Regions from separate parts of the Homo sapiens genome. Here region 1 is linked to region 2. Evidence: chromatin contacts called from ENCODE Hi-C data. All regions are on one chromosome and are shown on one strand. Each heading gives the region's core, a stretch centred on a gene start or an enhancer-like site at or near the end of the contact. The rest is flanking DNA. Distances are from core to core; before and after follow the strand shown. Region 1 holds the start of KLHL42 (kelch like family member 42). Region 2 holds the start of CAPRIN2 (caprin family member 2).

What was found. A loop is a pair of places that touch in the nucleus more often than their neighbours do. Pooled maps may share reads with other maps.
Region 1: a loop to region 2 is called in a pooled map, with 6 times the contacts of the local background. The contact joins the promoter of KLHL42 here to the promoter of CAPRIN2 in region 2. A Hi-C loop is called at or near these places in 6 of 50 pooled maps.

The regions. Positions count from the first base shown.
Region 1 is chr12:27,778,848-27,782,299 of GRCh38, reverse strand. It overlaps KLHL42 (kelch like family member 42), which reads right to left and starts at 2,067. Exons shown (of 3, transcript NM_020782.2): 1 at 1,098-2,067. The coding sequence starts at 1,969. MANSC4 (MANSC domain containing 4) reads left to right here and starts at 2,064. Exons shown (of 4, transcript NM_001146221.5): 1 at 2,064-2,090. RefSeq lists an enhancer at 1,551-2,050 and silencers at 1,916-2,225, 2,246-2,465.
Region 2 is chr12:30,752,681-30,756,250 of GRCh38, reverse strand. It overlaps CAPRIN2 (caprin family member 2), which reads left to right and starts at 1,300. Exons shown (of 19, transcript NM_001385503.1): 1 at 1,300-1,500; 2 at 2,692-2,907. The coding sequence starts at 2,731. LOC645485 (a long non-coding RNA gene) reads right to left here and starts at 1,177. Exons shown (of 2, transcript NR_135046.1): 1 at 980-1,177. RefSeq lists a silencer at 1,067-1,746 and enhancers at 1,674-1,843, 1,847-1,926.

The DNA of each region.
Region 1 (3,452 bases), core at 818-3,317, 3.0 Mb after region 2:
TATAGGAGAAATAAAGCCAGTTATTTCCCCCAAATAATCCCTGGCCGAGGAGGACCCTCGAGTCAAATAAACAGATATATAAAGGATTCTCTGTTACTGTTAAGACTTTCTTTGCCCAGCTGTGAGCTCCCCAACTCCTTGCTCCACACTTCAGGACCAGGACCCTGTGAGGATTGAGATGGAAACACGTGGATGGGAAGAAAGGGTATTTTCATCCTTTCTTGAGTTACATTGATTCTTTTCCCTGCTTCTGAATGACGCTGAGGCCTCCTAGGCGCTACCATCTTTATTTCCTACCATCTCTTCCTGTATATGCTCTTTGCTCTTGTTTTGATATTCCTTCCCTGGTTCCTTTCCCTTCTCCCCTCTCATCCCACTCCTCAAGCTCCTCCTCTTCCTTTCTTCAAGTCACCCTTGTTGGAGGCAGGAGAGATTTGCAGGATGGGAGGGGGAGAAGGTTGCGTAAATGAAAATATTCCAATTCTGTAGTTGAACACTTCCAGGCTCAAGCTGTGGGTCATGACGATGGCTGTCCAGGGAAGGAAGCAAAAGAGAGGATAAAAAATAAGAAAAGCAACCCCTATTGCAAACGTTAATACATTTCCAGTGATTATCTCTTGATCATGATGGGTATCACAGTGTGGAAGACTCTGTTGTCACAGTCACTGACATCAGAAAAAAATCCCCCAAAGTCAGTGTTACAGGTTACTGTCCAGTGTATCATTATCATCAGGATCAAATCCTAAAAACTAAGACAAATTTTTTAAAAATTAAGGGGCAATTTTCTTTTAAAGTATTCTTGTAGGAAACCACAACATCTTTTTTCACAAGAACAGAGGCAAAGAAAGCAGTTTCACCTAAAGGCACAATACCTGCCAAAAAACCACTCCACTTCTTGACCTCACTGGGGACGTCCTCTTCGCAATTTCTTAGTTCATTGGGAATTTTGCCAGCGCCAAGGCCAACAACATTCCTGAAGATGTCATTTCCACCACAGCACACCCTCCCCTATTTACTGGCTCAGTAAACACTGGGGTAATGAACTAATGAACAAGTGAATGAATGAGAAGGCAGCAGCACTCTGCCGGGGTGCTTACCTCTTCTGGTTCATGGAGGCCACCTGGAGCCACTCGTTGGTGCTGGGGTTGTAGGAATGCGCAGCGGAGATCTCCTGGCTAGTGATCCTGTACCCGCCCACTATGAAGAGGTAGTTGTCCAGGATGGCAGACCCATAGCCCCTGACATTGACCAGGTCGGGAGGAAGGTTGTTGGCCAGCGGGAACCAACGCTCAGTCATCTCCTCGTACCTGAGCATGGACGGGGGCTCCCCCTGGTAGGGGTGAGGGGCCAGGGGTCCCCCCAGGAAGTCCCCGAGGGCCACGAGGACAGGAGTCCCAGTCATCCGGGCCTCCCTCAGCCTCTGCTTCAGGCTGACATCCCCTGGAGCTTGGGGAGGAGACCCCAGGAGGTGGAACTGGGGCTTGCACAGCACCTCGTGGAAGTGGACGACCATGAAGCGCAGGCAGGCCTCCTGCAGGTCGGGCAGCCCGTACACCTGCGCCAGGCGGTACATCTCCAGGCAGTTATTGAGCCGCACCTGGGACAGCAGCAGCTGCAGCAGGGACGTGACCTGCAGGAAGGAGGCCGCCTCCACCAGCTCGGACAGCAGGCTCACCTCATCCATCTCCTCGTCCTCGTCCACCCCGCCGCCCTTTTCCCCGCGCGGGCCCAGGAGCCAGCCTTCGCGGGCCCCGCCGGCGTTGATGAAGTCCAGCACCAGCCGCAGGCCCGGCGCGCTGAGGCCGCGCAGCTGCTGCACCTCCGGGCCGCCGGCCTCCTGGCTCAGGGCCTCGCGCATGCCGGAGCGGTAGAGGGCGCGGAAGTAGTCGCTCTGCTCGATGAGCTTCCTCTTGCTCACCGGGTAGCAGCGGTCCTCCAGGCGGATCTGCACCATCTCCTCGGCCGACATGGCTGGGGGCCCCGGGGCGGCAGCGCTCACCGCCAGATCTGCGCGCCGGCCTCCCAGCCCCTACGCGCGCGCCGGTTCCGGGCGGGGCGCCGAGGGATGGCGGCCCGGGAGGAGCGGCGAGGTGAGGGCCGCCCGCGCTCGCCCGGCCTCTCCGGCGGCCCCTCCTCCCGGGGCCCGCTCCCGCGAGGCGGCGGCCCTGCCCTTCTCCTTTCCCTCAGCGCCAAAAAAGGGCCGGCGGAGCGCGGCGGGCGTCCTCGCGCGGGCTCTCCCGGGCGGCGCCAGGCGGGAAGGGAATTCCAGCTCCCAGCCAGCAGCCTCCTCCCCCGCCGCCCTTCTCACTTCCGCCCGCGGGACCCCAGCCGCCGGCCTGACCTGCCGGCTGGATCCGGCTCTCGGGGAGGCCCGGGAAGCTGCGGGCCCGGGCGCCTCGGCTGCGGACGCGCAGCTGCGGGAGGCGGAGGGCGCGCGTCCCCGCAGCCTCTCCGCCCGCCCGGGGCGCGCCGGCTCCGCCGCTTGTTGGGGGCTGCAGTGATGCTCCGGGGTACCCCAGGGAGAAGAAATTCGTTTTCTCTCCCACGCTGCTTTACACGGGCTAAAGAAAAAGAAATGAGCGTGGGAGGAAAGGGAAGGATGGAGTCTCTGGTCCAGGGAGACAAAAAGGCATCAAATATGGGGTCGTCCTTCTGGCCCAGTCCGGCATCGAGTGTCAGTGGGCTGAGGCACGCAGGCGATCTATGGACAGTTGGTGGCAATGTTGGTGGCACGTAGAGCTGATTCTCTGGTAGCGTGGTCGCGTAGGAGCCATCTTACAGGAGGTCCAGGCAGATGGCAGCAGGTTCTCAGAGGAATCGGGTTGGGAGGCAGGGGAGCTTGCATTTGCCACTGGGGCCCCTTATTCTCCCTAAGTTATTAAAAGAAAGATGAAAGCGCAGCCCGACTAAATAAAGTTACATCACGTGGCTTCTGGTTTTAAACCATGTTTTCTATGAGCCATTGCTTTTCTACTTCAGTCCAGTCCATTACGGAATGTTATCCTGGCGCAAAAGATCTGACAAAATTGGCTCATAAATGTCTGCAAGAAGTAGCTTTTCTTGTCACCCCCTTTCTCCACCTACCCTGCCCCCATCATCTGAGGACTATTAAGAGAGACCACACGTGCGGTTTGGCTGAGCGCGGTGGCTCACGCCTGTAATCCCATGACTTTGGGAAGCCCAGGTGGGCAGATCACGAGGTCAGGAGTTCGAGAGCACCATGGCCAACATGGTGAAACCCCGTCTCTACTAAAAATACAAAAATTAGCCGGGCGTGGTGGCACGCGCCTGTGATCCCAGCTACTCGGGAGGCTGAGGCAGGAGAATTGCTGGAACCCGGGAGGCGGAGGTTGCAGTGAGCCGAGATCGCGCCACTGCACTCCAGCCTGGGCGACAGAGCGAGACGCCGTCTCGGAAAAGAGAGACCACTTGTTTCCTATGTTCTCTCACTG
Region 2 (3,570 bases), core at 51-2,550:
CTGAAATACCATTTTTAGGTTCATCATTAGCTCGGACTACAACTCAGGCTGTGCTGTAACTTTGTGTCAACTCATTGATCCAACAGTGTGTCCTTCACATTTTTTCTTATGGCCACTGTTTTTTGTGTTACCAAAGGTGAAGGCATAGCCTTCCTCTCCTCATGTTCAGCATCTTCTGCGTTTCTCTGTTTATAAACAATGAGAAAAAGGGAAAATCTAGTATTTCTCTGACCCTGAAGAACACATATGGGATTCAGAGATTCAAAGTTAAAATGCAACATTAGGGTACATTATGTCACCAGGGACCGAAAAGAACACGGATAATAGATGCCAAAAAAATGTATTAAGTAATGTTAAAATTAATTTGTGTGAAGTTGACCAAGGCTTTTAAAACTAGACCTTTGTTTCCTTGATTCTTCTTCTGAATTTTCTGTTCTTTTGCTAGTCTCAATATTTTTTATCAGAGCGTCAGGGACAATCAGGACCTAAAAAACTCCACTTGGTGTAATAAGTAAACACATGTTGGGGCAAAGTATTGCTGAGTGTGTGTGTGTGTTTCTTATTTGGTATCAGAAACACCTTCCTTTCCTCAATAAACTTTTACATATTTCCAGACTTTTCTCTTAATTTTATGTAACCTTACAAAGATTTTTTACAGCTTTCTCTGCGTGCCAGTCAATTAATGTGTGTCACATGAACAAATAATACGGCTTGAATAAACTCAATCCTATTATTGCAGGTTGCGAAGTCACCTACTCCGTTTTTATGGCGATGCTGATTTGGGGCATTCTGCTCTTACAGGCTGATTCCCCGGTAAGGAAACGGTGTTTTTTCCCCATCCTACTATGAAAGATGCTATCTGAGGGGCAAAGGCGCATCTGCATTTCACGACTACCCACTAGGCTACGACAGCCTCAAGCATGGCTTATCTGGTAGTTCCGCGAAGGGCTCGCTGCCCTCCTGGAGCTATTGGAGTCACCTGTTCAAGGTCGCGAAACCACCGGTGCCGCCGGCAATCAGCGAGGTCCAGCGGGGCTGCGCGGTTTCCGGCCTGCCGGCGTTCGGCGTCGCCTCGGCCCCACCTGGTGCCCCGCAATCTGCGCAAAGGCTGGGAGACCGCGCCCTCTCCCGACCTACCACCAGCCCAAGCTGGGCCCGGAACTAACACCCGACAAGCGCTGGCGGCCAGCTGCAGCCGGGAAGGAGCACCGGAAGGAGGCGGTGGCGGGGCGGCCGAGGGCGGAGCGGGCCGGGGCGGGGCGCGGCCTACAAAAGCCACGCGCGGCGCGGTGGGCGGGCCTGGGCGCGAGCGGCTGAGTCGGCTGGGTCTCTGGCGCCGCAGAGGCCGCGGGCGAGGACCGGGAGGGGAGAGGGAGGAGACAGGAGGAGGAGACGCGAGTGCGGGGTGGCGCCGGTCCACCTCCGCAGCGCTCCTGCCTCCCCCAGGCTTTGGAAGGCGGGCCCGGGCTGCGGCAGCGGCGGCCTCGGCTGCCTGGGGAGGTGAAGTCGGGCTGCGGCGGCCTCGGTCGGCGCGGCGGAGGGAGGCGGCTGACCCGGCGAGGGTGGGCAGGTCTGGGCGGCCGGCGCCGCTGCGAGGTGGAGGGGCGGCTTGGCATCCCCGGGGCGGGGCGGGGCTCCCGAGGGCCGCGGTCGGTGCGTTTTCCGCAGGTCAGCCTCCCCCGGGGCCTTGCAGAAGCGGCTTCTGCGTACCCGGGGCGGCTGTGGGAAGGGTGGGGGTCGGTGCCTGCAGGGCTCTCCGTGGCCGCTCGGGAGAGGTGCTCTTCGCTCAGGCTCCCCCGGAGACTTGAGGGGGTGCGCGCTGGCGTGCATGGGGCCTGTTCTGTCCTTGGTTTGGGGATGCTCCTAAGGGGGGAGAAAGGGATACCTCGGGTGCTTGGAGGTCGAGAGACGGATACGTAAGTGCGCAAGGGCCACTGATTAGGGCACGGGAAGGGCTCGCTAGAATGAGCTCTTAAACTGGTTGGGTGTAAGCGGTTTTGGGCTAGTCTAAACCAAACAACTGAGAATAAACGCGGGGTTCCTGCAGGTTGAGAGAGTACCTGTCTGCAAATGTCCAGTAGTGATGGATTGCCTTGTAGGCCCCAGAGCAATCGGGGAAGTTAGCATTCTTGTTCAAGAAGCTGCTGGTTCACTTAGAGCTATAAAAGAATGTTGTGAGTTTGGATTTTCTTCCAAACGTTCAGGATTGAGGTTAGGGCTGGTGGTGAGGGATCATGTAAAGAGGTTTGAGTGGCTCAGCCTTAGGTCCCGGTGTGGAAAGCTTATTCTTTTGGTGTCATCACGTGGCCATGGGAATTATTTAGAATGTGATCTGCCCTCATGAGAAGAAAGGAGCTCTGAAGCCGTTGCAGTTCTTCCTCCCTATGTGGAAAATCGAATTTCTGGAAACATCCTCCGTATTGGGAGATTTTGCCTATGTAAAGGCTATCCTTATTGGCTAGCGGCACTAATTACTTTAAAAGTAGGATGGAAGTACAAGTATCTCAAGCATCATTGGGTTTCGAGCTCACTTCTGTGGAAAAGAGTTTAAGGGAGTGGTCTAGACTTTCCAGGGAAGTTATTGCCTGGCTGTGTCCCTCTAGTCCTAATTTTATACTTAACTTTCCCCCACCTCCTTCAGCCTCATCTGTTTCAATGGTGCAACTCTTTTCATCCCCTTTTGGTTACCAGTCACCTTCAGGCCATTCAGAGGAGGAAAGAGAGGGGAATATGAAGTCAGCCAAGCCCCAAGTGAACCACAGTCAGCATGGGGAAAGCCAGCGGGCCTTGAGCCCCCTGCAGTCTACTCTGAGTTCTGCTGCATCTCCTTCCCAAGCGTATGAGACCTATATTGAAAATGGACTCATATGCCTTAAACACAAAATTAGAAACATCGAGAAAAAGAAGGTAACTTTTTTTCTTCCAGTCCTGTAGATGCATGATCTTAAAGATTAAGGAGCTGACATTTTTCTTTCAGAGCTCATAGGTGTTCTCTACTAAAAATTTAACTAACCTTAGGTTTAGCTGCTTTAAACAAGCAGGTTACGTGTTGGAAATATTAAACATTTTCTGTTTCATTTGTCAAAACAACGGAATAAAAATATTCTTCATAGTTACATTATGCATGCTGCTGTTGAAATACTTTAAGAGCTAGCTATTTTAGGTGAGATTAATTCCTTATGTAGTATTAATGTTTCTTTTCATAGATGTGTTAATAGCTGATTTTTTAGCTTGTTTTCCTTGTGACTTTCTGCAGCAGTTGATATTGCAGTATAACTGCTGCAGTCGTTGGAAGGTTTAACCGTAGTAGAACTAGAAAATGTTTTACCACTTACTTTTGTGGTGTTAGGTGAAGATTTAAGATTGCTAGGTGAAAGCGTGGTAGTCAGCCTTGTAAAGAGACCCAGGAGTTAAGCCTAGCTACAGAAAATGCTGTTGTAAAGATCTAAATCCTTCTTCATTTCCTGAGTCATGTAGCCTGTGAAACAGACTGCACGTTGCTTTGCTGTATTACGTTTCTCTTCTGCTTTTGGACAGGTGAGGTTGAGTGACTATCTGGACCTATGTGTT